Regions from separate parts of the Mus musculus genome. Here regions 2, 3 and 4 are each linked to region 1. The links are chromatin loops, found by intact Hi-C in ENCODE. Cell type or tissue: left cerebral cortex. All regions are shown on one strand. Links, peaks and the distances in the headings refer to the core of each region. The heading gives the core; the rest is flanking DNA.

What was found. Peaks named below come from ENCODE experiments on the same cell type or tissue, not always from the same donor. Only the 100,000 strongest peaks of a DNase experiment are listed, where the experiment ranks them.
Region 2: it touches region 1 in a loop (5-fold over the local background); 17 of 42 quality-filtered maps call a loop at or near these places.
Region 3: it touches region 1 in a loop (10-fold over the local background); 5 of 42 quality-filtered maps call a loop at or near these places.
Region 4: a loop joins it to region 1, with 6 times the contacts of the local background. A loop is called at or near these places in 17 of 42 quality-filtered maps.

The regions. Positions count from the first base shown.
Region 1 is chr3:52,238,578-52,246,283 of GRCm38, reverse strand. The region is part of intron 1 of Gm30125 (a long non-coding RNA gene); the gene reads right to left. Among named protein-coding and RNA genes, the nearest start is that of Gm30125, 5.0 kb to the right of the region's middle. In left cerebral cortex, for the core only: CTCF peaks have their summits at 2,496 (motif pointing left) and 3,618 (motif pointing right); DNase peaks (open chromatin) are centred at 2,473 and 3,615.
Region 2 is chr3:51,697,267-51,704,972 of GRCm38, reverse strand. Maml3 (mastermind like transcriptional coactivator 3) reads left to right here. Exons shown (of 5, transcript NM_001004176.2): 3 at 7,130-7,408. Among named protein-coding and RNA genes, the nearest start is that of Gm46803, 6.6 kb to the left of the region's middle. In left cerebral cortex, for the core only: a CTCF peak has its summit at 3,512 (motif pointing left); DNase peaks (open chromatin) are centred at 2,812, 3,428, 3,754, 4,083 and 1 more place; H3K4me3 peaks cover 1,294 bases; H3K27ac peaks cover 1,713 bases.
Region 3 is chr3:51,373,924-51,381,629 of GRCm38, reverse strand. It overlaps Gm5103 (a long non-coding RNA gene), which reads right to left and starts at 3,584. Exons shown (of 5, transcript XR_867251.1): 1 at 3,180-3,584; 2 at 2,538-2,735; 3 at 2,290-2,389; 4 at 1-136. In left cerebral cortex, for the core only: a CTCF peak has its summit at 3,644 (motif pointing left); a DNase peak (open chromatin) is centred at 3,615.
Region 4 is chr3:51,472,232-51,479,937 of GRCm38, reverse strand. It overlaps Naa15 (N(alpha)-acetyltransferase 15, NatA auxiliary subunit), which reads right to left. Exons shown (of 20, transcript NM_053089.3): 20 at 3,953-7,338. The coding sequence ends at 7,138. Among named protein-coding and RNA genes, the nearest start is that of Rab33b, 7.9 kb to the left of the region's middle. In left cerebral cortex, for the core only: no CTCF peak of the experiment used is centred there; DNase peaks (open chromatin) are centred at 4,018 and 4,346.

The DNA of each region.
Region 1 (7,706 bases), core at 2,096-6,095:
CCTGGTTCACCTCGAATGGAGTGTGTGTATACACGCTCACCCTGCATATAGGTATGCACACACGCTGAGACTGTTTAAGGGAGTCCTTTCATGGAAGACCATCAGAGAAGGCCTTCTCTTAAAGGACCTGTAACACTAAGATATTCGGAGAAGTCTTCCCCTGACTCCCACCAGCCGGACTCAGATCCTGCAGAACACCGTCCGTTCCAGACTCTGCTTCACCCTTTCAGCCCACTCAGTGTGCAGCAGCATCTGGATACCCTGAGATGGAGGAGGCAGAGGATAGAGAACCACAGCTGGACCCTAGCCAGCATACCATGGCTGGCCCCCAGAACATGGGACACAACCAGTTAACGCATACTGAAGGGACCCAACTGGACAAGACAGACTCCATCTTGTAACTAGCCCTCCATTTTATACACTAGGTCCTGTCCTCAGGTTAAACTCTAATTACTGGGAAAACATAAACTGTTCCAGGAAGGAACCACCCCAGACAGGCCACCAGCAGGAAAATACCTAACGTTCCAGAAGCTATAGAAAGATATAGATAGATTACTTTAGCCAACTGAAATCATTGTTAGCCAATTATGTGCCTGCCAAGTTGATAAGTCCCTCATCCTACTGTAACCACAATAAAAAGGCTGAACCTTAGGTGCTGGGGTCTTCTGCGTTACCTAGCTGTGTCAGAGGGCCTGAAGGTCCAAGCTCGAGCATACAAATTCGACTCCTGGTGGTCTTTGGGGACCCTTAGATCAGGGCATAACATCTGTAGGCTTGTCCAGGATCTTCAAGCACCACTCCCCAGGACCCCTGAACTGTTGAGTCAAAACCCAGCCAGTGAGTGTCCGAATGTTTGTCCTCTGTCTTGGTGTCTCAGCATTCCACCCTTAATGCAAGCTGCAAGCAGTCCAGGCAGATGCACTGGACAACCCTGGGCCACCGGACTTGGGAGATGTCCCAGACCTGCATATAGGGAATTGGATCCCCCGAGTATACTTGAAGAGACAAAGCTGGTCACTCCAAAAGCGCACAGTGAGACCATCTTCTCCCCCCCCCCTTTTTTTTTACCTGATTCCCAGGAGTATTGAGTGCCTTCTTGCCTGTTGTCCTTCTGTTTGCTCTCTGTCTGACTTATTTCTTTGTGGCTGATGTTATGGGACAGACTAAGATCAGTCCTTTAACTTTGTTCTTAGACCATTTCAAGGACTCTAAAATTAGGGTTAGAGTCTAGGTTTAGACTTCTTTTTGCAGGAATGAATGGCCAACCTTCAACAGGTGGCTAGCCCCTAGCCCACAATTTTTAGGACCAAGGACATCATCTCTGGACAACCGAGACACCCAAACTACATCACCAGATTTACATCTGGTAGGATCTGGTCCAGGCCCCACCAAAATGGCTCAAGCTGCTGCTGCTGTCACAGAAGCCAAGCACTGCTGTACCCTGGAAAACAGTGAGAAATGAAAAACTGAAACTAACCCTATGGCCCATCTTTATCTTGTCTTAACACTGACACTGAAGAGGACTTCGTCTTCTCACCCCTGCCTTACTGACCCCCATTAGGGGATCACCAAAGGTCTCACCCTGAGGCCCCAGGAGGGGCTCAAGGACCCTCCTTGGTGAGCCCAATGACAGCTGCCTCCACTGCCTGCGGCTGAGTCCACAGTTCTCCCCTTGAGGGCAATAAGCCCACAAGACGATGAGGGGAACCAACTGATGCAATACTGGCCCTTCAACACTAGTGATCTATATAACTAGAAACTTCAGAACCCTAAATTCTCAAAGAAACCAGCTGCTTTAGTTGACTTATTAGATTCTGTCATTTTTACCCACCAACCCACCTGGGATGACTGTCAACTACTCTTACAGATCCTCTTCACTGTCCCGGAGCAAGAGAGGATTTTAAATAAGGCCCAGATATTGGTTCTTGGAGCAATTGGGACTCCTACTACTAGCCAGGCTCTGCTTGATGTAGGCTATCCCTTGACCAGACGAGACTGGAATTTTAACTCCGAGGAAGGTAAGGGAGAGGCTTTGGATCTTCCTCTAGACTCTAACGGGAGTCTCAGAGTGCTGCACACTGACCTAGGTACATAATTTGGCCTAGGTACATAATGTGCAAAAGGAAAGGATAGAATCACCTGCAGCCTTTCTAGAAAGGAGTGTGGAGACCTATCGTACCTATACACCCCCAGATCCAGAGGCACCAAAGAAGAAATCAGTAGTCATTATGGCCTTTGTGAATCAGGCTGCCCTTGATATCAGGTGCAAATTGCAGAGAATAGACAGACCAGAGGACAAGAGTTAGCAGGAATTGCTGGTGGAAAGTGTACAACAACAGAGAAACACTTGAGAAGAAACAGTTACGAGCCGTGACCACCACCAGGGAGCCACAAACTCAAAACTTGGCCATGATACTTCTGGCCACAGCAGCAGATTCCTTCGCCGAGAAAAAAACCACCAACTGCGCCATCTCGTGGCTGGCAAATGAAGAGAGGAAGCCAAGGCTCCAAGAGAACTGTAAGGAGATGGGACTTTGGGTCAAAGACTGCCAGAAGATACCTCCAAAGAGATATCTTGTAGGTCTTCGAGTTGGAAGAATTTAGTGACTAGAGGGGACGAGGTTCAGACCCCTCCTCTCCGAACCCAGAGTAACCCTTAAAGTGGAGGGAAAACTCATTAATTTCTTAGGAGACACAGGGATACAATATTTAGTCCTAATCCAATCCCATGGCAAATTGTCCTCAAAGAAATCCCATGTATAAGGGGCCACTGGTATGAATCAATATACATGGACTACTCGAAGAACAGTTCATCTCAGAATGGGGCAGTAGCCCACTCCTTCATAATCATACCAGACTACCCCTACCCCTTCCCGGGGAAAGAGTTGCTGATCAAGATAGGAGCCCAGATCTCCTTTGATCAAAGAGCCACCCCTGTCACAGATCCCAGAGGGCACCTCATTCGCATACTCACCCTGTCTCTAGAAGATAAATACAGATTTTACAAAGACCAAGCTCTCTCCCAAATGAGATCTCAGTTTGGTTGACCAAATCCCCCTTGACTTGGGCAGAAACTGGAGGAATAGGGTTGGCGGCCCATAGGGCTGCCATTTGGATTGAACTGAAACCAGGGGCAACTCCTGTCCAAATAAGACACTATCCAATGCCCCAAGAAGCCAAAGCGGGTATCATATCCCACATCAGAAGGTTCAGGGACTTGGCAAACTAGTACCCATGGAATACGCCCCTCCTTCCCATCAAGAAGCCCAACTACAATGACTATAGACGAGTTCAGGACCTCAGAGAAGTAAAGAGTAGAGTAATGAACATAGAGCCTACAGTACCAAACCCATATACCCTCCTGAATTTGTCATAACCTTCCAAGAGTGGGTATACAATATTGGACCTCAAAGATGCTTTCTTTAGCCTGCCCTTAGCCCCCCTAGAGCCAGCCTCTGTTTGTCTTTGAGTGGCATGACCCCCAAAAAAGGATTCAATGGACAAATAACATGGGGCAGACTTCCACAAGGATCCAACCATCTTTGAGGAGGCTCTGAGTCAGTATAGGCAGAAACATCCCAGTATCACCCTCTTGTAATATGTAGTTGACCTCTTGGTGGCAGCAGAGACCATGAAAGAATGTCAACGGAGTACTGAGGCCCTGTTAATGGCACTGGGGAAATTAGGCTATGGGGCATCCGCAAATCTGCCAATAAGAGGCAACATACTTGGGATACATCCTAAAAGGGAGCCTAAAAGATAGCTTCTATGGCTATCGGAGGTCCAAAAAGAGATCATTTTGAAGACCTCCACCCATCACAAAATGGAAGGTCAGAGATTTCTTGTGGTTGGCAGGGTTCTGCCACTTTTGGGTCCCTAATTTTGCATAATTGGCGAAGCCCCTCTACGAGGCCATCAAGGAAAAGGAGGCCTTCCAATGGACAGAGTCCAGAAAAGCACTTTCAATAGATTCAAAAAGACCTTATTAACGACTCCCACACTAGGGCTACCTGACATTACCAAGCCCTTCCAGCTATGTATAGCTAAAGGCAAAGACATGGCTAAAGGCAAAGACATAGCTCGCTCAAACGTTAGGCCCCAGAATACTTTTCAAAGATATTAGACCTTCTGGCCTCTGGATGGCTTTCTTGTTTGAAAACTATCACCTGCACAGCCTTTCTAGTCAAGGACATGGATAAATTGACTCTGGGGCAAGAACTCTACATTACCACTCCCCATCCATTGAAGGGGTTCTCAACCCCCAGATTGATGGATAAGCAATGCATGCATGACTCACGAAAGCCTGCTGCTACCCCACACCCTGCCCTGCCCTGTGTATCCATTTTCTACCAAGTGCTGCCCTGAGCCCAGCCTCTCTGTTACCAGACTCAGATTTGGAGACTCCACTACGTGATTATGCAGGGATACCAAGCCAGGTGCACAGACTCAGGAAACACCTATGGAACCGGCTGCTGCCGAATGTAGAAGCTACTTGGTTCAAGCAGCTTTGTGTGTGACTGGACAAAAGTATATGGGGGGCAGCAGTGTTAGAAGACTCAGAAACTGTATGGGCATCTGTCCTGCCACCCGGCACTTCGGCACAACAAGCTGAACTTATAGCTCTACCAGAAACCCTCAAATTGGAAAAAGGCAAAAGACTCAACATTTATACAGATAGCCTGTATGTTCATGGGGCCAAGAAAGAGGATTCCTGACAGCCGAAGGAAAGATTATTAAAAACACACAGGAGATGCTAAACCTGTTAGAGACTCTTTGTTTAAAAAAAAAATGATTATTACATACCAACCAGGCCAGCATGAAGGAACTATGCCTGAGGCAAAGGGTAATCAATCCCAGGGCAGATTTGGCAGCCAAGGCAGCAGCTCCTATAGCAGCTTTGACTTTCCAACTGCCTGACCCAGGAGCTCCAGTCCTACCAGATAAGCCTCAATACTCTATGTTATCTCTACTCACAAACTGCCTATGTCCCATAAGCCGGATGGCTGGTGGCTCATCGGAGACTGTAAAATAATCTTGCCCAGCAATTTGGCAGCCAGTCTGCTCTAACACATACACCGGACAACCCTGTTGGGTTCCAAACTGAGGACCTGATAAGAAAGGTGGACCTAAAGAGCCTCACCCTCAGGTCCCCGACTGAGCAGCCTGCTTCCAAATGCTTGAGTTGCAAGCTCACTAATGCAGATAACGAGCCAAAGGGTAAAGGCTCCGACGGCAGGGTGCCAAACCTGGTGCCCGCTGGGAAATGGACTTTACCGAGTTAAGACCAGGGAAATATGATTACAGGTACCTGCTAGTGCTTGTAGACACCTTTCCAGGATGGACTGAGGCCTACCCCACCAGGCATGAAATGACACAGATAGTGATCAAGAAGATACTACAGGAGGTGCTTCCCAGGTATAGAATGCCAGCCCTCCTAAGCTCTGACAAGGGACCTGCCCTCACAGTTCAGGTAACACAGAGGATGGCTAAAGCCATTGGAGAAAATTGGAAACAACATTGTACTTACAGGCCCCAAAGCTCAGGACAAGTAGAGAGGGTGAATAGAACTCTAAAAGAGACCCTTACTAAATTAACCATAGAGACTGGCAGGGACTGGGTGGGTCTCCTCCCCTTTGCCTTTAATAGGGTTCAAAACACATCCTATACATTGGGTTTATGAAACCATGTTTGGAAGGGCCCCCTCCCATTTTACCTAACCTAAAATCTGAAGTCTTAGCTGAAATTGATGATCACCATTTACTTGACTCTCTTGAACATCTAGCCCACACCTGAAAAAAGCGATGGCCTCACACGAAGCCCATTTATGAGGCTGCGCCAACTCCGACTCCCCACCACTATTGCCCTTGGAGACTGGATCTTCCCGAGAAGGCACCGAAAGGAAACCCTAAAGCCCTTGCTGGAAAGGACCCAACATCGTGGCCCTAACAACACACTACCCTCAAGGTTGACAGGATTGCTACCTGGATACATCCCATGCTTGTCTATGTCACATCCAGACTCAGGGAACGTCTCCACGAGATGTCCTTCAGAGACTAAGGAAACCCACTAACACTCACGTTCCAGCACTTCTAAGCCTCCTGACATGTGCTGTCTGCATCTTGCTTTCAGGAGTTGCTGGCTCATTCTCTGGTTCTTGCCCTCACCAGCCCTGGAACCTAACCTGGACTCTTCTGGTGACATTGTCCACCAGCAGATCAAGACTGCACCCCTCTGTACCTGGCTCCCCAACCTCCACTTCCGACCTGGCTAACCTACATGGCTCTCTTGGGCTGATGGATTTCTCAGCACACATCTCTTCTATGTTTGCCTGGGGTACAAAAACCATAAGACCTGGCAGTGACAATGTGGGGGAGCTGAATCCTTCTGCTCTTCCTGGGATTGTGAGTATGGAACACATTTGGTGGGATCCGTCTATCAAAATGGACTTCAACTGAGTAAGCTGAAAGTCTGATGACCAAATCAGCCACGGACACTGGGCAGTGCAACCCTGTCCTCATTAGGTTTGCAGACTTGGGGGAAGAGGCTAACAGATGGGAATTAGGAAAACCTGGGGGCTCTGAATTTATGACAAAGATAGACTGGGAAATGGCAGCCCCTTTACTACCAAACTAGATAAGAAATACCTACACAACCTGCACCTATAGGCCTAGGTCTTGGCCTCTGCCGCCCAAACAATCCTATCCACTGACACCACCACACGACATGGACAAATCCATGTCCGAACCTCCCCACAGAGAGTCCCTGGCCCATTACATCTCAAAGCCACCTGCCAATGGCTCAATCAGTCTTACACAGATCTTACTGAGGACTGTTGGCTATGCTTGGATGCCAATTCTCTATATTATGATGGGCTAGCCCTTAACTCCTCTATAACAGAACATTATCCGGAACCTCAGCAATGCAGATGGCAGCGAGAGGGTCCCAGCTGGACTTCTTTGCAGTCGCTCTCGAGACAAAGGCTCTGTATAGGTATTTCTGTGTGCCACCTATGTAACACCACAGTAACTTGGATAGGTTCAGGGTACTTGGGTCCTCCTGAGAGCATGGGGTGGGCATGCTCTACTGGTCTAATTCCATGCATTCACCCTGGAGTCTTAAATGCCTCCCCTGATTTCTGTGACCTGGTACAAAACATCCCAGGGATAATGTATCATTCAGGAGAAGATGTCCTTAATCATCTCACTCCTGGGTCTCATGTATGATGCAAAAGGGAACCCATAGCTGCCATTGTCCCGTCCACCCTCTTAGGTATAGGTATTGCAGGGGCCATAGGCACTGGAACCTCTGCTCTGGTATTGCAAGGTGCTCATTACAGGTTGTTGAGGCTGGCTATCGACAGGGATGCTGAGAGACTTGAAAAATCAATGTCTGCCTTAGAAAAATCACTCTCTTCCCTGGCTGAAGTTGTGTTGCAGAACAGGAGAGGATTAGATCTATTGTTCTTACAGTGAGGTAGACTTTGTGTCACATTAGGAGAATGCTGTGTCTGTGCAGACCAGACTGGCAGAGTTAAGGAAAATACAGCAGAACCAAGACAGAATACAGGACAGAAAATGAGAAATGGAACAACAGCAAGGATGGTGTGAAAGCGTGTTTAATGGATCCCCTTGGCTGACTGCCTTTATATCTACCCTTGCTGGTCCACTCATTATACTCTTACAACACTCACCTTCAGGCCTTGCATA
Region 2 (7,706 bases), core at 1,245-5,244, 540 kb after region 1:
AGACATCATCTATCTGCTCATCGAAAATCTAAGGGGACCCAAAAACAAGTTTAAAGTCCTGGTCTCTTTTCCATAGAGCCAAGCTAGAAGGACAACACTTGTTCTACCCTGGAGATGTACTACACAATCAGGATCTGGGGAGATGGCTCAATGGATAAAATGCTTGCAAAGCAAGCCTGAGAACCCAAGTTCCATCCTCAGGGCAGAGACAGGAGGCCCTTGCTGCTCAGTCTGTCTACCAAACCCATGAGTTCCAGGCTCAGTGAGAAACCTAGCTCAAAGAATAATGTAGAGAACAAAAGAGTGAGACAGGCCACATCAACCTTTGTCTCCCTCTCTTTCTGTCTTCTGTCTGTTTCTCTGTATATGTGTGTCTCTCTGAGTGTGTGTCTGTCTCTCTGAGAGAGAGAGAGAGGGAGAGAGAGAGGGAGAGAGAGAGGGAGAGAGAGAGATCACTCCAGCAATAACAGTAATAACCTGAAGATGCTTTTATGCCATCAGAGGGTGTCAATCATGGTCCCATAGAGTCGCTGAGTTCCTAGTCGGGATCCTGAGTCCCATAAGGAGAAGAGCCTGTCTTGGTAATAGAACTGGCCTTTAGTTACTACTGTTTGAGTGAAACACTTCCTAAATTGTTAGTGACAGCCTTAAAACCCAACTGTTTGGGGGATATAATCACACAAACAATAGGAGGGTCTCGCTTTGTAGTCCAGGCTAGCCCAAAACTCTCTCTGCCTCCTAAGGCTGTGCCAATGTACCCCACTGAAAACAAGCTTTTCAGTGCAGCCTTCTCAAATCATCTACAAAGTGGATGGGTTTGGGAGACTGTTGGGGCTCTGGTGGGAGTTTGTTGTAAGCTGCTTCCCAACCGCACAGTGAACAACAACAAAATGTGTTGAAAAAGGACGTTTGTACAGGATTGCCACCATCCACAGGCCATGCTTCTGCCCTGACACTTGGCAGACTTCAGAGGGAACTCAGATTTTAATTTACTTTCTTTCATCTTCCTCTTACAGTTGGATGGCCTAGTCTCCTGCCCTTTAAAAAAAAAAAAGTCAAAGTTGATAGCACAGAGACACCTTGATTTCGAGTCTCAGAAAAAGTTGGTTTTTGTTGTTGTTCACATTTAGTTTCATTCTTTGATTTCTTTTCGATTCTAACAGTTTCTACCCTTTTATTCTGTGTTCCTTCTTTCCCCGCTTCCTATCACTTGCTCTTTATTCCGGCGTGTTCCTGGGCGGTCTGCTCAATTGAGACCAGATGTCTGTTTTGATAGAAAAAGTTCAAATCCCAAAGATGCTGCGCCAGCTGTGGGACAATCAGACAAGTTCCCTAGCCTCTCAGAGACTTGCGCTTTCTAATCAACGAAATGAGTTTGATTACATAGGTAAAGGCACCTAGCAGAGTTTTTGCCTATGCCTAGTTCCTCATATGAGTCTGTTATCTTCTAGTGTGGCCCTGTGGTCTCCTCTTTATTTAAAGAACCCTTTCCAGCCAGAGGGGATATTTGTCAATCCATAGCGTTCTATCATGCTACCCTAGGGAAATTCGGGGCATACTTGATGCTCTCCCTTAGCAAGGAACCCCCAACTCCCACTCCCCTCCCCCAAGCCTCATCCCTTGGTCTTGGCTACCTTTCAGCTTCTAGAGATCAGTTGCAAGTGGAATACCATCCTTCTAGAAAGAGTTATAGCCCCAAGTTCTCTTGAGAATTCTTAGTCTTCGTGACAAATATCACTGAGCCAGCCTAACAGCCCTGAGCAGGGAGGGGGGAGTTTGATTCTCAATGCCGCAGATTTCACACTCGAGCCAGAGCAAGCCTGCACCAGGCTTGATTTTGAAAATGCAAGTTTGCAATCAAATCAGGGCCAGGCTGCAATCAGCCAGGATTACTCGCTCCAGTAATTCTCAAACTCCTACAGGATCTCCCATCACCTGGAGAACTTGGTCTGATTCCGTAGGCCTGGTGGAGTTGGGGAATCTGAATTTCTGCCATGCTCCCAGAGAATGCTAATGTAAGGTGAGCCTGGACCAGGCTCGAAGCCGCTGGATGGACTCATGGCCATGGCTGTACACAGATTGCTCTTATGGAATGAGGAGGCAGTTTTCACATCTTCTTAGCCTTTTTCATCTTCCAAAGTGTCCATTGTCACTGACCACTTTTTAAACAGGATTTTCAAGGGACTCTGGATGGAGACAAGATGGCCTGCCCCGTGCCTCTGGGAGTCACAGCAGGGGTCCTTTGGTGATGGATTCACCCTGCCTGCTGCTCAAATGTAAAACTTGCCTTTGTAGACAGCCTCTAGCCTTCTACTGTATATGAAGTCTTTTGATACTTACAATTTAGTCAAAAATTCATTTGGCCTGAGACTGCTTGGATTTTTTTTCCCTATTACTTGACCCAGTTTTGTGTGTGTGTGTGTGTGTGTGTGTGTGTGTGTGAGAGAGAGAGAGAGAGAGAGAGAGAGAGAGAGAGAGAGAGAGATTTGTTTTCTAGGTAGCCTTTCTGTTTGCTTATTGATTTACTCCAACTCTTTCTTACCCACAACAGCCCTATCTATATACATGCCCTTTCCTCTGTGGTCTCCAGGCTTCAGGAACACGCGCAGTAGTGGCACTGGGCAATATGCCCACCCCCAGAGCGTCAGACTGAGTTTCTCAGGGGCCCCAGGGCACCCACCCTGCTCCTGAGCTCCTGGTCTTTGTTAGGATCTCCAAGCAGTGAGGCGCTCTCTGGTTAGCCTGGAGCTCCCGGCCCCACTCCTGCGCGCTTTGCCCGAGCCCCCTGAGGACTTGTAAGCAGATAGGCTGGAGTTGAAGAGGCTAAATTACGCCTCAGGGGACTTTTTAACGAAAACCCTAAATTTCATTTGGGCGACTGGTAGGCCACGCGGTTGTAGAGTGAGCGGAGGTCCCTTCTCCCTGCACAGGCTTTGTGCCTCTCTGGCTCCCTCCAACAGCGAGGTGCCCCCCTGGATCTGGCTGCCACTGCCCCCCTTCATCTCCTCCTGCTCCCCATCCTTCGGTTTTCTTCCATATCCTCTTCCTGCCCCCCCCACCCGCACCCCTCACCCCACCCTGCCAAGTCCCTCTTCCCTCTGGCTGGAGAAAAGTCGGTAATAAGAAACCAGTTTGGTGTCAGAGAGTGGGGAAGGGAGAGACCTCCACCCCTTAAGATGCACCGCCATGGTGAGAGAACTCATTTTGTGCAAAGAGGGCCTCGAGCCACCAGGGAATTCCTGGATTGTCTCAGGCTGTCGTGTGTGATGTCCATCACGCCGTGCGAACACCATCTGCTCCGTATTATGCTCGCAGTTGCCAGGCTACCTGCTGTACGCAGGAACACTTGACTGCCTGGCTCCACGTCCGCAGCGGCGGCCCGGGCGGGGCGGGGGACCCAGCCCTGATTAAGCCATCTGCGTTGGTGGGGGGACGGAGGGTGGGGGGAACTCAGCGCGAGGCCTGGAGTGCGGTCCCGGGCTCACACCACCCTCTGCTGGGCTACCGGCAGAACGACAGCTGCTCAAGAGGGTCCCTTCGGGGCCACCTAGAAAAGGATGAAGCTCAGGGTCTGCTGGATCCAAGTACATAGGATGTCGTATCCTGTCCCTCCCAGGAACCAATGATCTTTCATACCCGCCGCATCTCTGGCCCCTATCACCCACATGCTGCATGTTCCTGGGGGTAAAAAAAAAAATCCCTTCAGAGAAAGCCAGTTTCCCCACAAGTGGGTTTATAAATAAACAGCTGGCTGTTCTCGGAAGATATTTTTATCGCCTCTGATTTTTGAAGTCGGAAACTGCCTCTTTGGGGGAGGCTAGAGTGTTGTTTACACCCGCCTACCTTGCTCTAGCCGTTGGAAAATTGTTAAGCTCTCGTCCCTGGAGCGGAAGGTGAATGTGCAAGACAGGTTCTTTGGTTTTGATCTCTCTCTCTCTCTCTCTCTCTCTCTCTCGCTCGCTCGCTCCCTTCCCTTATTTTACTGAAAAGTGAGAGTGTTTGGAGAGCCTGGAAGATCTGCGTGGCAAATTGGATTCAAGGAGAGGAGAATGTATTAAGATTCTGGGTGGAAAGCAAGGGGAGGTCGCTGGGCTGGGAGTGGAGAACAAACCAGTAATTAAAACTAAAAATACTGCATCATTTGGCTCCAAGGCATTACATGTCGCATGACGAAAGCTCACTCTGGCTTTCTCTAATTGCACAACCCAGTGTGTGTCCTCCACAGAAACACGAGCAGGGACTTGGAATCCTAGAGTTTGACAGACTATTTCTCATTAAGCCCTCTTAGATTCGAGGTTAAAAGAGCCCTGCGACATAAACAGCTGCCCGCACCAGCTTCGTTTGTAAAGCCAGTCATGGTGGGCTTTCACACTTTGGCACACACCTGTGCACTTGCTGGGGAGCCCCTAAAGATGCTGTGTTTGACAGGCAACACTGCAGCCATTTTGGGTCATGTAGTCAGCATTGAGAACCTTAACTTTGGGGACAGGACCATTTGGGGAATGAAAACCCCAGAGGTAATGGCTTGACTGTGTCCACAGGGACAAAATGTGGCTGGGTGTATGAACATCGTCACCTCGATTGCCACTCTTATTTTTCCCAGGGAAGAGAAGGCTATGAACACAGCCCTTCGCTCCTGGCTACATTCCTCCGCTATGCAGAGAGGTCACATGGGGCAATAAAATCTCAAAGTGCATGGAGAGAAACAGGGCCAGAAAGAACAGCTCTTTTCAAAAACAAGCTAAAGAAAATGGTGCCTTTCCTTGGATCTCATTTTCCCTTCAAATCTCTCTTCATCAAAACTGGGAAATATTAAACAGACTGAAATGCATGAGAGAAAAACTATTATCTGTCCTTCTGCTGGCTGGCTAGCTCTAGCATGAAGTGTTAAGTTGACCAGCCATTTGTCTCTCAAGGTGAGAAACAGCTTGATCCTGTAGGAAGGAGGGGCTTAGAAACATGTAGCAAGCAGAACTAGAAGATAAGGGAAGTCTCTTGTGTACCTAGATACCTGCAGCCATAAAGGTCCTTTTTTAACATTAAGAATATTTCATAGCTCTCCACCTGATTTCAGAGGACTCACATAAGTAAAAGCCTTTACTGTGGACTGTGGAGATGGCTCCACAGTTAAGAATGCAAATTCCTCCCTCTCGGACCAGAGTTCTGTTCCCAGCCTCTGTGCCAGGAGGCTCACGACTACTTGGAACTCCAGCTCTTCTAACCTCAGCTGCACATAGGAGTGCGCGCGTGCGTGCACGCGCACACACACACACACACACACACACACACACACACACAAAATTTAGCCAGCACTTACACCAAAAAAAACATGACTCATATTTAGACTACAGGCCATTCAGATATGTGTGCTTGGCACTGCCGACTTAGAGTTCAGGGAAGTAAGTAGAAATTATACTGAAGTCGACTCAGCGTCAGTACCCTGATTCTCCTAGGAACCATCCTGTTGTGACCTGAACAACTTCCCATACTAACCATAACTCCCTCAGCTGTTGTTTCTGGGGCCATAGAAACGATAGGCTTTGTTTTGCTTCTCCAGTTCTGTTTGGGTGCAGGGAGGTAGAGTGAGTAGGCAGGCAGCATTAGGTGGAACTTCACAAGAAAGAACCGCCTGCCTGGGTCAGCACCAGGCATAAGAGAGAAGCTAGAGGCCAATAAGACCAGGTTTATGAGGAATCGGCCCCAAACTGGCTCTAGAGAGGCAGACAGAATCTCATTTCTGTATTTTGAGAAAAAATTGCCTGTGCAAACAACCACATCTGTATCAAAGCTGTAGCCACTCAGAGGCAAGGATGTATTAAAAATCCAGCTTGGGTTATAATTTAAAACAATAGTAGATGTTTTATATTATTGTTCTTCTTGTTAGGCCTGGTGAGGATGCCTCACGGTACTGCTGTGCCTGTCCTCCTGCGAGTGCCAGTTAAGTCCTGCCTCTGTGCTCAGGTCGGAAGGAAGGACCGTTTCCAAGGGATATTCAGACAGCATTTGCTGTCACTGCTTTGTTGATAGAAGTTTCTAGAAACTGTCTTTTGTGTCTACACACCTTCTGTGCCCATTAGCGTTTTCCCTTGGTAGCCTCCACTGTCCAGCTGCATAGACGTCCCTTCTGAGGGCATTCTCCCAGATAGCCCTTGGGTTCTGTGGGATCAGCTATTTAGCACATTCCCTCTATTCCCTGGGGGATTTGGGGGGGAGGTCAGTCCTTATAAGTTGCTGTCAACTCTCTGACAAATAATTATAGAACCAAGAGTCCCAATCCAGTCCCTGGTGCTGAAATTATCCCAGACACATGAGATGCAATTCTATTTTAAAAGAGATTAGGAGATTACATAGTTTTTAAAAATGTATTATATCTCATTTCATATATATAACGTACTCTGATCATATTTCCTTACCGTTACCTTCTTGTGCCCTCCCCCCTCCGGCTGAACCCCTTGGTCCTCTCAAGAAGTCCCTGTCTTGAGATTATGTAGCTTTGGTCAGAGTAACATATTTTCAGTTCCAAACCTCTCTCTGCCTGACAGGATTAAAATGCACACACACAAAATAAAACAACACACACACACACACACACACACACACACACACGTAAGTGTTTTGACTAGTTGGACTAACATCAAGCATCAAGTGATTTTAACACCCTGTGATAGTATATGGCTTCCATGAATGTCTCTCCTATTTACTAAGATGCCCATTTTAGCAAAGTAGACAGTAAGTGCTAGGATTATGACAAAAGATAAGGGTGGAGGTTGCCTTTGAGACTTATGGTGAGCCCACCCTGAGAGTCATTTCCCTTTTTTTAGAGAGTCAGAGTGTTGAAATCCCAGTGCACGGCCACTACATCACTACATCATCCCATCTGAAACAGATAACTTGGCTTCCCATTTCCCAGACCCAATCTCTGTTTCTATTCCCTGCCCCCGCAGCCTCTCCAGTTCTACTATGGCAAGGCCAACAAGATGGTTTTCTGGAGATGTAACCGGCACCACTCTGGACCCCTGGAATCCCCAGGCTAGGACCTCTGCCTCATTCCCTTCCTCAGAAGTTTCCCCTGAAATGTCAGGAAGTGGTCCAGCAGAATTTCTAAACTGCTTTCTTCTGTTCCCTCTAGGAGCAGCACGCAGTCGGTATTCCCCGGACCACAGGCCCTATGCAGAACTCTGTGCCCTCGGGGTCGGGCAGCATGGTCTCCGGAGCCAGTCCTGGGGGCCTTGGATTTCTAGGCAGCCAGCCACAGGCAGCCATCATGAAGCAGATGCTAATGGACCAACGGGCCCAGCTGATGGAGCACCAGAAGCAACAGTTCCTTCGGGAGCAGAGGCAGCAGCAGCAACAGCAGCAGCAGCAGCAACAGCAGCAGCAGCAGCAGCAGCAGATCCTGGCTGAGCAGGTAAGTACCATTCCCCAAGGTAGAAGCCATCAATTCAGCAAGCACTTATTGGTACTTCCTATTGGTGAGAAAGTCACCATTGTCCCTGTCAAGGTACTCATAGCCCTGCCCTTCTTAGGAACATAGAAGACGGAAAAAAATTATAGAAAGGCTAAAGAATTCAACTGAGTTGGTTGTAGATGTTAGACTAGCATGGTGGTTTGAATAGGAATAGCCCCCAGAGGTTCATGTGTTTGAGTTCTTAGCTATAGGGAATGGCACTAATAGGAGGTCTGGCCTTGTTGAAGTAGGTGTGGCC
Region 3 (7,706 bases), core at 1,233-5,232, 860 kb after region 1:
GCTTGCATGAGGGACGGCGAGGTGGTTCTGAAGGCCGAGGGACTTGTTGCTCAAGCCTGACAACCCAAGTTCAATGCCACGAACTCAAGTAGAAGGAAGGAACCAACTCTTGAATGTTGTCCTCTGATGTCCACATCTGCAAACCCCATACACACAACAATAAATTAAAAAACAAAGTAGTTCCCATACTCAATCTCTTTAACGTGATAGAGAGATACAGTAGTGAGGATTCATTCTATCAACGAGTCCCAGCTGCCGTGTTCTAAAGTCTTAATACTTAGTGAAAATTATAAAGGAGACTGGATGTGATAGTCTGTGCTTTTAATCTCAGCACTCAGGAGGCAGAGGCAGACAGAACTCTATAGTTTGAGGCCAGCCTGGTCTACATTTCAAACCAACCAAAGGCTACACAGTGAGACCATCTCAAAAAAAAAAAAAAAGTCATAAAGAGAATCCTTTTCTGAGAGAGACAGAGACAGAGACAGAGAGAGAGAGAGAGAGAGAGAGAGAGACTCTGAAAATATGATTAGAGAAATTTTCAACTCCCTGCTGCATGCACTCTCTAGAAAGGATTAAGGCAGCAGGGCCTGCCTCTAGTCAGTGTATAGTCAGCATAGATACTTGGAAGCAGATGGTGATGTTAAGGCTAATGTAGACTCCACAGCCAGATCAGAGGTATAACAGACTTTTCAACCAGTTCCTCAGGAGGCTGAGGCAAGAGGATTCTAAGTTCAAGGCCGGCCTGCACAATTTAGTAAGACCCTGGCCCAGAATAAACCATGCAAAGAGAGCAGGGGCTCCCATTCAGTAGTAGAATGCTCTCCCAGCAAGCACAAGCACGCAGTTCTAAGTCCAACTGTGACCTTCTTTTTTTTTTTTTTTTTTTTTTTTAAAGATTTATTTATTATATGTAAGTACACTGAAGCTGTCTTCAGACACTCCAGAAGAGGGCGCCAGATCTCGTTACGGATGGTTGTGAGCCACCATGTGGTTGCTGGGATTTGAACTCCTGACCTTCGGAAGAGCAGTCGGGTGCTCTTACCCACTGAGCCATCTCACCAGCCCCAACTGTGACCTTCTTAAAGAATAAAATAAAAGCCAGAGGAAGCTACCAGTTTCCCCTCTCATGGTCTCCTGGGACACAGGAGGTCAGAAGAAGCTTGGCTGGTCTCCCAGATACAAATAATAAACAGTTCTGCAAGGTGTCCACACATGATGGACAGCTAATTACATTTCCTTTCCCTCCCTCATCTGGGCTTTTAAGGGTCAGATAGTACTTGATTTTATTCTCTGTTTGGCCAATCTTAATTAAAAAAAAATTTTTTTTAAAATCACATTTCTTTGAATGGTTTGGACATATTCTCTTTCTTCATTCCAGGCATTTCCTTGAAGTAATTTCCTGTTTTATTATCAGGAATGTAAAATGTGGGCTGGGGATAAAGAAAGATTTATCTGGGTTTAGGAAGATCTCTTGTGTCTTAGTTTCTGTTGTTGTGATAAAATATTCTAGCTGAAGCCCTGGAAGAGAGAGAGGATTTATTTTGCCTTACAGACCCTGAGGGCAAAGTCTATCCACACTGCGCCAACTTGTCACATTGTATCAGTAGCCATCCAGCAGTGCAAAAAAACAGGCAGTGGGGACTGGAGGGAGGGATGGCTCAGCAGTTAAGAGCACTGGCGGTTCTTCCAGAGGACCGGGGTTCAATTCCTAGCTTACATCCAGTTCCAGGGGATCTGACACCCTCACTCACATACAGGATCCAAACAGGCAGAACACCAATGTGGATGAAATAAATAATCAAACAGTTTTTAAAAAGAACAGGAAGTGTGCCTGAGCTCTCAGACCTTGAGGCCTGGCCCCAGGATGCATTTCTCTCATCTACAAACAGTGTTGCAGTTTTCCCAAAGTGTACCCCCAGCTGAAGACTAAGCATTCAAACTCAAGCCCTGCAGGGAACATTTCATATTCAAACATCATTTTGTAACGGAATGGAAAGAAAATGATATGCTTTCCTTCATTTTGCCTGTATATTTATTTTTTCTAACTTTTTGTTTCCACATGCATGCCCAGTGGCCCGGAAGCCAGAAGGAGGCATTGTATCTCCTGAAACTGAATTCACAAAAGGCTTGTGAGTTACAGTTGGGGTACTGGGAACTGAGTCCTGGTCCTCTGGAAGAGCAGCCAGTGCTTGCAAGTACTAAACCATCCCTCCAGACCCTCTTTTATTTATTTTATTTTTTCTGGGTGGGTGTTTTGCCAGTGTGTATGTCTGTGCATGAGTTGTGTACCTGGTGAAGGCCAGAACAGGATGTTGGATCTTCTGAAACTCGGCTGCAGATGGTTATGTGCGACCTACCACATGGGTGGTAGAAACTGAACTTGAGTTCTCTGCCAAAGGAAAAAGTATCCTTAATTTCTGAGCCATCTCTCTAGATCCTCCTATACCACTACAACCCTCCTATACGTGTGCATGTACACACACACACACACACACACACACACACACATGCATGAACAATTTTTTAAAAGCACTAACTCTAGGAGGTGGAGACATGGCTCAGTACTTAACGGCAGTGGCTGCTTTTCCAGGCGACTTGGTCTTAATTCCCTGCACCCACACAGCAGGACATAACTGTCTATAACTCCAGTTCCAGGAGATCGGGCAACCTCTTCCGGCTTCCTTGGGCACCAGACATGCATGTAGTGCATAGACACACGCCTGCAAGCCAAATGCCTATACACACAAAAAAGCAAACCAGTAAACTTTAAAAACCAAAACAAGGCCCGTTTTACTGATGGTGGATCACTGACTTCCAGCCCTGCCTTTTGGCCCCCAGAGGCCAAAACACCTCAGAACACCTCCTCAGAACACCTGGGTGTTGCTGTTGCGCTTTGAACATGAAGTGTCCTGACAGGCTCACAGGGTAGGGTAGGGCAGGGCAGTGAGGGCAGAGCCATCTCCTGAAGGTAAGAGGATGGCCCTGGAGGAAACCAATCTGGAGTCCAAGCCCACGGTTCTCACGGGAATTAATGCCGCTGAGGTGGCGTGGGGTTATCTGCGTGTCTCCCGCAGTCCGACAGGACAGCGTCGTAGAAGAAATCCTGTGTCACTCCATGCATCTCCCCGCCCCCCATCAACTTTACTGGAGCGTATTTTAAGTTCATATAGGTCACTCACGTCAGTTGCACGATTCAATGACTTTTATACATCTGTGTTCACAGTTTCACACATGCAGCCATCGCTGTAAACCGGTTTTAGAACATTTTCATCTCTCAGTAAGATCCCTCAAGAGCGCGTACCATGAACTCCAGTTTCTGAGCCTCTGGCCCTTCCAGCCACCTTTCGGTTTTAAGCCGCAACAGTTTCGTTGTCTCTGGATATTTCACGTAAACAAAAAGCACACACTCTGTGATCTCTTATATCCACCTCTTTCGTGGGTCAGCTTGAAGCATTATGTTAGAAGGGAATGTGTAGGCACGATAAATGAACTTCATTTGAAAATGATCTTTCATGATAAGAAGCAGAGAACTTCTGCACAACGTTAATATTACAAAGGAGTCTAACAACGCTGGTTACCGCACACCGGGCAAGTCTCTCGAATACATCTCAAGTTTCTGTTGTTCCTCGCTTCCCTCTAGTGGCCGAGACTAAATTGCTAAAATAGATTCTTAACGTTCTTATCTTAAAAACAAAAGGTAGGCAAGTTAATAGTTTGATTGACTCTTTCTACTAAGTAATCATATTTAAAAACACACCCCACATCCCACGTATTTGTATACACAAATATTATTTTCCAATTAAAAAGTAAACAGTTTTATTTATCTGTGTTTTTTGAGACAGGGTTTCTCTGTGCAGCCCTGACTGTCCTAACACTGACTCTGTAGACCAGGCTGGCCTTAAACTCACAGAGATCCACCTGCCTCTGCCTCCCGAGTGCTGGGATTAAAAGCATGCTACACCACACATCTTAGGGTTTTACTGCTGTGAACAGACACCATGATGAAGGCAAATCTTATAAGGATAACATTTAATTAGGGCTGGCTTATAGGTTCAGAGATTCATTATCATCAAGGTGGGATTGTGGCAGCATCCAGGCAGACATGGGACTGGAGGAACTGAGAGTTCTACCGCTTGTTCCAAAGGCAGGTTTAAAAATATATGTATGTGCCATGCGTGGTGGCACACACCTTTAATCCCAGCACTTGGGAGGCAGAGGCAGGCAAATTTCTGAGTTCCAAGGCCAGCCTGGTCTACAGAGTGAGTTCCAGGTAAGCCAGGGCTATACAGAGAAACTCTGTCTCAAACAAAACAAAACAACCCAAAAACAAAAACAAAACAAACAAACAAACAAACAAAAAACTTTGTTTGCTCGTCAGACTGCTCCTGAAAGGAAAGTGTCACATTGGTGTTTGCATGTAAAAGATATTCCTTTTCTGGTGTTTGGAGCTCTTTTATAAAGCAGGGTTCTTGGGAACTATAATCTGTTTTTGTAATCCCTCTACCACCGAAATCAACAAGCATCTCTGTGCAAAGGGAGTTAATGCAGGGGCAGGGACTCCAGGAGGGATGCTAAATTTCTTGTGTAAGGAGCAAGAGAGATGGCTCAGTGGTTAAGAGCACTGACTGCTCTTCCGGAGGTCCTGAGTTCCAGTCCCAGCAACCACATGGTGGCTGGCGACCATCTGTAATGGGATCCCATGCCCTACTTCTAGTGTGTCTGAGGAGAATGACTCACAGGCATAAAATAAATCTCAAAACAATTTTCTTGTTTAAATCTTAGCTATGCTGGTTTAGTTCTGGGGCTTGGGGTAAATCACTCATCGAGCAATGATGATCACAGAAGCCGTCTGCCTGGTTGTCCTATTTGTTCCGGGTTTTGTTTTGCTGTGCTTTCCTTTTTTTTTTGGAAATAAGATATTATGTATCAAGCTGGCCTCAGACACTATATATGTGAGGAAGACAACAAACTTCTGATTCTCCGTTTTCCTCATCCTGAGTGCTAAGAGCCACTGCCCCCTGGCTTATGTGATGATGGGGCTCAAACTCAGGGCTTCCTGCAGGCTTCTCAAGCACTCAAATCCTATCCAACACACACACACACACAAAACACAAACACACGCAAACACACACACAACACACACATGTGCGCGCACACACACACGCAGAACAACACACAACACACACGCAAACACACACACACAACACACACACACACAACACACACACAAAACACACATACACACAACACACTACATATTCACTACAAAACATACATAAATCTCTTTGAGGAACAAAGAAAGCTAAATGCAGATCACACTTGACTTTCTCAAAACTTGTAGAGTCATACATATAAATACTACAGATTAGTGAGAAAAAGAAACAACGATAAGAGTCTGGGGAGTGATCCGGTACCAGAAAAGCCTCTATCGACCCAGAGGGGTCACCAGGCTAGTCAGCGCCTGCTCCCAGGCTTCTGGGCAGATAGCAGGTTATGCGTTTCTTCCTTGGAAGGGACAACCTCGTGTGCCTAACGTTCTTGCTCTCCCCGCCCCCCACCATGCTTATCTCTGTGCAGATTTATGCAAGAGCGTATTTATCTCAGGGTTGCTTATGCATGCTCAAGTTACAATGAGAACAGTATTCTAAAGAGAACTACTGGCCGGGCGTGGTGGCTCAGGCCTTTAATTCCAGCACTCGGGAGGCAGAGGCAGGCGGATCTCTGAGTTCAAGGCCAGCCTGGTCTACAAAGTGAGTTCCAGGACAGCCAGAGCTATACAAAGAAACCCTGTCTAAAAACAAAACAAACAAACAAAAAACCTTACTGTGCACTGGAAATGTAGTATAATAATGATGATGGTGGTAATAAGTAAATAGCCAAGCCAAATAGCCTTGCCTTTAATCCCAGCACCCGGGAGGCAGGGGCAAACTAACGTCTAGGACTACAAGGCCGGGCTAATCTACATAGTGAGTTCAAGGACAGTCAAAGCTATATAGCGAGACTATCTCAAACCAACCAACCAACCAACCAACCAACCAACCAACCAAAACAAATGCTTCTAGGGCCTGGGGAAATGATTCAGCATCTAAGAGCATCGGGTTTGTTTCCCAGGACCCACAGTCCATGATTTCAAGTTGAGATGAACTAATGCCCTCTTCTGGCCATCACAGGCACTGCATGCACTTGATACACAGACACAAGCAGGCAAAAGACTCACACATTTAAAATAAAAATAAAACTTTAAAAATTCGCTATATACACCTAACCCACCCACCTCACAGTTTGTCAACACAGCATGCTCAGAGCATCAGTCATGCTGCCTGAGAGCTGCCATCCAGCGGAATGAAGAAGCACCGTCACATACCCCTAGCCCACTGCTACTGTTTGGATGCCGACCACCCTGAAGGCCCATGTACTATAAAACTAAAGGCTTTGTCTCTAACTTGATGCTTCTTAGAAGCTTTAAGAAGTGGGAGCTGAGCAGGGGGGGGGGGTGTCTTTTGGTTAGTTTGCGCTCTTGAAGGGGATAGTGAAACCAGGCCACCTACTCCTCGTTTTTCTTCCCATCATGTCTTGCTCTGCCATGCTTCCCTTGCCACGATGTGCTGTATTGCTGTGAGTCCAAAGCATCAGACCAATTGCCTAGGGAATGATGCTGCCCACAGTGGGCTGGACCCTCCCACATCATTTAACAATCAAGACAATCCCTTATAGACATTCCCACCTGCCAGTCTGACCTGGACGGTCCTTCAATTGAGACTACCTACTCAGCTGTCTCTTTACTATAGGCGTAAAGCTGAGAGCCAATGCTAACTCAGACAGTAGCGTCACAAATTGGCAACAGATCTGGGTAAATGAATTATAATACATAGATTCAGAATGGCGTTGTGTAACCATTCATAGTGAGCATGTCCCTCCATATTTACTGACCTGCTCAGTGCACAGTGTGTCACAGAACGAAAGCATGAATTTATTTATATAAAATCATTTTCACGAATCCACGATTAGCACCATGTCTTGGCAGTAAGACTCTAGATGACTTTTATTTTTGATTTGTGCTCCCCCCCCCCCCGCATTCAGACTTGTTAAAATGGGCACATATCATTCCCTAAAACTGTTATTAAATATAAGTGCTTGAATAAATCCCAAGTGGTCTTTGTGTTTCTTTTTTGTTTGTTTTGTTTTGTTTTTGTTTTTGTTTTTGTTTTTTGAGACCGGGTTTCTCTGTATAGCCCTGGCTGTCCTGGAACTCACTTTGTAGACCAGGCTGGCCTCGAACTTGGAAATCCACCTGCCTCTGCCTCCCGAGTGCTGGGACTAAAGGCATGCGCTACCACGCCTGGCTGGCCTTTGTGTTTCTGTCCCTACATAAGCTCTGTTAGTAAAAAAAGAAAGTCTGAAAAATCTCTGTAGCCATAAGTGCCAGAAAATGAGGCATGTTTTTCTCCTTTGTGAATAGTTGGATCTCTGCAGGATGCTGTAGGACTTTCGTGTACGGAAACATAATTCTGGGTGGGAAATGTAGCTCAGTGGCTAAGAACCCTTGCTGCTTTCCTAAAAGTTTGAGTTCAGTTTCCAGCACCCAGGTCAGCCAGATCACTGCTACCAGGTAACCAGCTCTGGGGGATCTGATGCCCTCTTCTGATCTTTGGGAGCAGCTGCTTTGTCATGAGCAGACACACACAATACACATAATTTAAATTAAA
Region 4 (7,706 bases), core at 2,049-6,048, 770 kb after region 1:
CATCCCAGGGATCCTCTAATCTCTAACTCCCAAAGGCTGAAATTCTAAGTGAGCCTGAGTTCTATGTAGGTGCAGGGGCATGAACTCAGGTGCTCAGGCTTGCTTGGCAAGACTTTACCAAGATAGCCAATTTCCCCAGCTCCATGGAAGGCAATTCTTAATTAAGTTTTGCTAATTTACTCATTTTAGCTACAGAACTTTACATAGTTCAATTTATCCATTCCTATTTAGACATTCTTGTGTTACTGGATTGGGGGTGGGGGTGGGATTTGGTTTTGTTTTGTTTGTGTAGCCCTGGTTGTTCATTCTGTAGATCAGGCTGGCCTTGAACTCAAAGATTGTTGGAATTAAAAGCATTCAATATAACCGCCCAGCAACACTCTTGTATTTTATACAAATATAATTTGTAAAAGTTAAAATTTGTAGGGTATCAAGGAAAGAATTATAAACTGCTTCCTTAAATATTGGCCTAGTGAGCCATAGCAGGCGATAATGACGAGGAATAATGAAAATAGCAATACTGACAAGAATAACCTTGTTTACTCTACATTGGGCTACAGTGGGAAAAAAAAGTTAAAAGTTATATCTAAATGTTTGACCTAGAAATTTTTAGTACAGTGTCTGAGACATGAGTCAGTCTGTAACCTGATTCTAACTTACCTGCAGGCTGCTGCAACAACTCCATTATACTGCTGTGGTATGAAACCTTTAGAGTTTGTGCTGTTACTTGGCAATTGAGTCACAGGATCAAAGAAAATAATCTTACTAATTCTGGACCTTCTGTGAAGGCAGATCGAAAATGGAGACCTCCAGGTGTACCATGGTGAGGAATAATATAAACTCTAGAGAGGCAAGAAATAGTTTCAATCCTGCTTCTTTTTTAATAAACACTAACCAGCAGAAAACATCCCAGATACAACTGAGGCTGAGTGACAAAATTATCTACCTTTTAATAACTATAAATACCAGCTAGATTTTGGAGTCTTACCCAGAATGTTTGGTCAACACCCTCAGCAGGTAAATTTACTTGACGACTTTGGAACCTGTCAATCCTTTTACCAACGTTGGCTCTACTGCCAAAGTTCCTGGCACAATTCTCATAATAGGGATTCATTTATTTACAAGTAAATGCAATCTCGTAGTGAAAACAGTCAAATTCAGCTGTTTTTACAAGTACTGGATTGGTATTTAAAAGCCCAAGTATTTGTCCCTGTCCATTTAAAAGCGCTGTTGTCTAGGGGAAATTCAAAGTTGTTTCAATGACATAAAACTAACAGGTTGGCTTTTTCTTTGTTCTCTACTGGTGTCTCAGTACAGTAAACATGACTTATTGTGGATGGTAAACCAATCAGAAAGCTTAACAGTTAAAGTGATGTACAGGTGAACAGAAGACACGCATCATTAGTTGAAATCAACTCATGAGATCCAGAACACACTTTCAAAATCATGTTTATAGAGTTTTCCTGGGATTTGAATACAGGATCAGGGCTGAGTTTACAGTTTCAAGCACAACTGTGGACTAGAGCGGATGGCTGTGAATGACTCTCACTATGATGCTGAGAAGCTAAACAATCCTGCATACTAAGACTATAGATGTTAGGCTATTAAATAAAGAAAGGTCTAGGGATGTAGTATGCCTGTCACCAATGTCCTTAATATTCTTTGAAGAATTAGAAAACGAGTGGCATCCTTTGTAGTAAGTCAGTCCCACTAGGCATGGCAGTACCTAGGAAGTGCCTGCTTCAAGATGAGCTCATTCAATGCCAACCAGTATCACAACAATGGAAAAAATGAGAGATGGTACTTCCACCACCTGTATCCTACAAAGACACAACCATTTCTGATGAGCTATATAAGAGCAAAGATTAATGTGGAAAACATACTGATAAAGTCAATAAATATGATTATCTGTAGTATGCTGACATGATTATACAAGGCCAACAGATAGGACCAAGAAGATGACTCTTCTATAACCATAGCTAAGGTTTAGGAAATTTGAGTTTATGGATGACCTAAGTTCACAGTTATTGGTACCTCCTACATTCTGTGGGGGCAATTATAGTCGCACAAACCTCAACACGAGTTTGAATATCTATTACGCATCGCTCTTATCCTTGTCTAAGATTGCATAGGTTTACTACGTGGGTGAAGGCACTTGCCACAAGCCTGATGTTTTGAGTTCAAATCCTGGGACTCATACATGGGAGAAGAGAACGGACTACTGCAAAGTGTCTTGGACCTCCAAGTTTACACACAATGAAAAGAATTTTTAAAAATTAAAAATGGACTTACAGCCGGGCATGGTGGTGCACACCTTTAATTCCAGCACTGAGGGGCAGAGGCGAATGAATCTCTCTGTGAGTTTGAGACCAGCCTGTGAGTTCCAGGACAGCCAGGGCCATGCACAGAAACTGTCTGGGGGTTCAGGGTGGGGAAGACTTACAAGAATTTAAGCCAACACATTAGTCATGTAACTTTGTTAAGACATTTCACTCACAAAAATTCTAGCAAACAGAAAATGTTCAATGGACTGTTTAAAACTACAAAACAGACTGTTTTAAACTATAAAAACAAAAACAAGTGAAGCAGTTGGCTTATTCTTAGGTCCTTTTTAATGAATTTCTGAACAAGTGCTGAATACATGTTCCTAAATATGTCTATTGATCTCAGTTTTTAAAAACTAAGTTAAGGAAGGTAAGAATTATCAGTATCTGGTACTCCAGAGCCCAGGTGAATAGTCTCGTCACCATCTGCCTGAAGAGGTGACTTGATCATTTGGAAAGGTAACAGAGCAGCATAGGATTGGTTACTTGAGGGTAGAGCTCCTAAGAAGAGCCCGTTTGAAAGAACAATGTAGCCGTGTGTCCTGAAAAATCTGCAATTACAAAGTAAACAAGTGTTAAATTCACTCAGGACCAAACAGTGGAAAACCAGAGACAGCAGAGTCCCTGTGTCAGTGATGTACAGGTGAACAGAAGACACGCATCATTAGTTGAAATCAACTCATGAGATCCAGAACACACTTTCAAAATCATGTCATTCCTAAGTGAGAAGAAAGTTTGTCCTTAGGAAGGCCAGACCATCTTTACAATGAGACTACCAACATGTAGAAATAAGCCAACTGCATGAAATACAGGTTCTTAAAGTACAGACCAAGGCCTCACTTATGGGCAAGTGAAGTGTCTCCCAGGTGAAGGTGCCTTGCAGCTTGACTCTTGAAGCACTTGTAAAGGCTGGGTAAAGGTGGGAGGTGAGATATGATCTAGTTAAGTTGTCCTGACTTACACACAATGCACTCCCCACACATAGCACGTGTGTGCACACATAAGTTTTTTAAAGTCTTCATAGATAGGCATGGTACATGTGTTTAATCGCAGCACTCAGGAGGGAAAGGAAGGCTGACCTCTGTGTTGGAGGCCAGCAGGGGCTACACAGACCTCAGAATAGTTTGTTGCACTGGTAGTAACAGCCTTAAGTTTTCTATAAGCCTTTAAACAAAGGCTGTCATCTGGTTTTGGTAAATAAAACAGAGGTTATAACATCAGTAAATTCTAATTTATACCATACCAAACTTTTTCCTAAGCTATTCTTTCTTCTAGCTCTTATCCCAAGATGATGTTGCTGGAGGACCCACTGCATACACAAATAGCCGACTCCTGACTCCCACAGGCTTCGTCCCTGCTTTGCCTTTGCAGGGCAGCCCTCAAGTCCATCTCCCAAGTGCTGGGATTATATGCATGCACTCTCACACTCAGCACCCTTAGTTTTTTTGTGTGTGTTTTAAAAAATATTATGGGTATATCTTCACGGAAGTAGGCTCATTTTACTACATTTAGTAGAGAGTATATATACAAGACACCCTTTGTTAAGTAAAGCCTTCTTCAGAGCCTCCTACACACCACAGACTTTCCACAACCAGCTTATAGCTGCAGAAGGGAAAAGTGAAACTTGATAACCTTTTCCAAAAGCTTTTTATTGCTACAAGTTGTTCAATTTTCAACCAGCAGAAACTGAAACCATTTCTGCTTCCTATGGCGCAACACAGCCATTTCATGGGTTTGTGTCTTAGACTTAACAATGGGTTCAGCAAAGCTTAGACAACAGCAAAACGGTAGTAAGAATCCTTAAATGTAAGAACCAGGAGCACGATGCAGATAGGAAGACTCCTCCCATCAGGAAGGTCGACCTGCAGAATCCAAGGACAGTAATTATCTAAAATAACAAATGCCTAGCATTTTCAGTATTTCCCTTTTAGCTTTCCCCAAACAGATGCTATGCCCGGCAACAGAAAGTCTTACCAATTGATTAGAAAGGATGTGAGTTTGTCACAACACTCCATGGTTTTCTGAGCTCTTCATACATTCACAGCTTTCACTTCACAGCTGAGAGTAGTAGAGCATGCGGTACAATCACGGTGAAAAAACAGGGCCTCGTACGACCCAGAAAGCTTTCCAGCAACATCGGCACTACTTTTAGTCATGCTATTAGAGATCATTTTATTGTGCATAATAAATACAGGAAAAAATGGTGAAAATGTATGACTCACCTATCTAATTAAAGCTAAGTAAACTAAGCTCGTCAGATTGTAACTTTCAATGAGACATGACAGTAAGTGACTATGAAGAAAACAGAAGGCTCTTCACTTTCCTACATGAATACAGGCCGAGGGACCCTTCTTAGTAAAAGGGTTGATAACACCAGTTCTTAGCAATAAACATAAGGCACTTGTTTAGATTACAACATCACACTGCATTTTTCCAACTTGTTTATCTAACCCTGTTTTCCCCCACAGTATCACTGATAATTAACTGAATATCAACGGGGTAAATGTGAAATGATCCAGTTGAAATAAATATATACTCAGAGTAAAGTACAATGTTTTAGGTGAACCCAGTCAAGGTCCTGTGACACCAGACAATGTATCCACTGTCAAATAAACCTGAAAGAAAATAAAGATTTATTCAATAGTTCCAGTAAATTGGTTGGAATACAATATACATGACAGGAGTCTGACTCCTCTCGGGTGGCATCGGAATCGGAGTTCTGAGTACTTCTGAGTATTCATTCTAAGACAATCTACATCATTTAAACATTGTCAAGACAAACAGACAGATTTCATGGTGATATACAGTAGAATTTAAACAAATACACACGCGCGCGCGCGCGCGCACACACACACACACACACACACACCCCTACTATATGGCTGGTGCCTCCTCCAACACTGAATTAGTAGCGGACATACCACTAGTGTTTTTTCCAAACAACAGGAACCTTAGTTGCCACTCATAGGAGAAAAATTCGTAAAGTCTGCTCACTTTTTTTTGCCATCTGTTAAGATGTTCCTGAGACAGGGCCTGTGTAAGCACTGAAGTTCAGACTGGAAGTATCTTTGCATCACTAACCTGCTAGACTGGGATGTGGAATGCAGATCATGTACTATGAAATAAAAGGATCTGATCTTCTGAAAATTCCCTTTAGTGTATGTACTATGTATAACTAAAATACTACAAAAGTTCTATTTTATATACACTTAATTCATTGAACTTAATTGCTCAGACCTTGCAAACATAAAGAAATATTAAGCCTGAGGCTCGTTCTCAGTGTACAGGTTTGACTTGTTTAAGGCTCGGTTTCCCAATCCAAATGGTCATGTTTACTTTTCCTTTCTGATTTGAATTACATTCACAGGATCTGCCACCATCCTAGCCTCAGTGAAATCTGAACAAAGGAGCAGCATTCTGCTTAGTTCTGGAACTTTCCTGACACCACCACTTAGCCGGCTCTAAAAGCTCCCCTCTATACTAGCCCTACAGTGTGTTTCATTGCCTCTGGCTTGCAACCTCTGTTTCCACCTGTGCATTTCACAGAAGCCCAACTCAGGTTAGTGGAAATATTCACACAACTGTTTTTCAAAACAATTTATTGCATATTTGGTACCTTATGTTTGACAACAAAAAAAAAAAGAAATTACATTTGTAACTGCAGGAAAAAGAAGCTGGTCTGTTATTGAAAAAAAAATCTTGGGCCCTTTAAAAATTACAAAGTCTTGGGCTTGCCTGAAACAACTGAGCGAGAAATATATTCTTAGAAATGAAGGGCTTCAAGTATTACAAACCTGTGACACTGTGGAAAAGTTCCAGAGGTATCTAAACTGCAGCACTTTTCTGCATATCGTGAACAAGGCCTGCTGAGGTTTTAGCTATTAGTCTCTTCATCAGTCATAGAATGGTAGTCAGGAGTTCTGCTCTGTAACTTCAAGCCATGGTAGAGTTTTCTTTTTTCACTCTCAGGTGAAAAATTCATGCTTGCTAATTAGTTGGTGCCACATCACAGTGCATTTGGTTCTTGCATTACAGTTTTAACAAGTTTGGCCAAAACAATGCTAAAGGTTTGCATTGTTATTTTAGTTCTTCAAGTTTTAGTTAAATTGAGATTGTTCCAACTGGTTCCTTCGGTTAAAAACTGTGGTACAAGAACACCAAACTGATCATGTACAGTGAATTTTGGAAACACAACACACGTACTGAACACCTTCTAGGTTTCACTTAATCCGCTTGGTAGCTATGTGTCCCAGTCTCTACAACGTCAAGCATGTGTTGTAGACGGCTCTGTACACAGTGATTCACATTGCATACTTCCTATGGTCAATCACCAACCCCGTAACAGAATCAGGCAGATGCTAAAGCCCCAACAACTCTTTGTGCTCAGTGAAAGAATCCAGTGCTAAAACAGCATTTATTTATGCTGTCTGAGATATAGCAAAATCTCACAAGACAAATTTAAAGTAATATTTCTGCCACACACCTGCTATGTTAGCTGTTATAGCCTCCAGATTTTATATAAATTAGTTAAAAACATGGGAAGGGAAGGTAGGAATAGGATACGGATTTTTTTTTTCTTTTAAACCCCTCAATTTTAGCAGCTTTTAATTTTTTAAGAAACTGAACCTATATCCTGTAATGTTAGATATTTTATATATAGTTTTCAGCAGGATAAAAAACGTAAGACTATTTGAAGGCAAGAACATTTACTCCTCTCATTCTGTGTAAGTAAGAGCAATGCAGCAGGTGCGTGACAAAAATATTATACACTAGATATGGTCCAAAGTCATTCCATTTGCTTGTTTAATGATGTTCAGATTTCATTGGCCAGTTCTTCCGTTTCTGCAGAACTATCTCCGTTCACTGTGATCTTCATATCCTCTTCGTATCCAGGAGGCATGAAAGCCAAAGCATAAGGGAAAAGCTTATGACAACTTGCTCTGTAGGCTTCGGCAGCTTCTTTACAGTCTCCTAGGCTACCATCACACAAGGCTTCCAACACCTCCATGCAAGTCTAAAGAACAGAAAGGCTCATGTCACAACACAAGGCAGAAAACAGGTTCAACATCAACCATTTCCAAAACAAGAAAGAAACTCATAAAGAAGCTCATAAATTTCATTATGATGGTCTTCAAGGCACAGTTCAACCATTTCTTCATACATGGAGGGTAAATGCCAAAAAGAAAGAGACAAGAATATGAATATTTGATGATACACATAATGTATTTTAAAAAGTACTCTTTTTTAAAAAGTACTTTGAGCAAGCACACAACTTTATGAAATGACTTTACCTTAACCTAGCTTGGCCCTGCGTATAAATGTTAAATTACATTGCCAATGCCAATGTAAGCATATAGGCAAGCATATAGGCCACTTTACTTC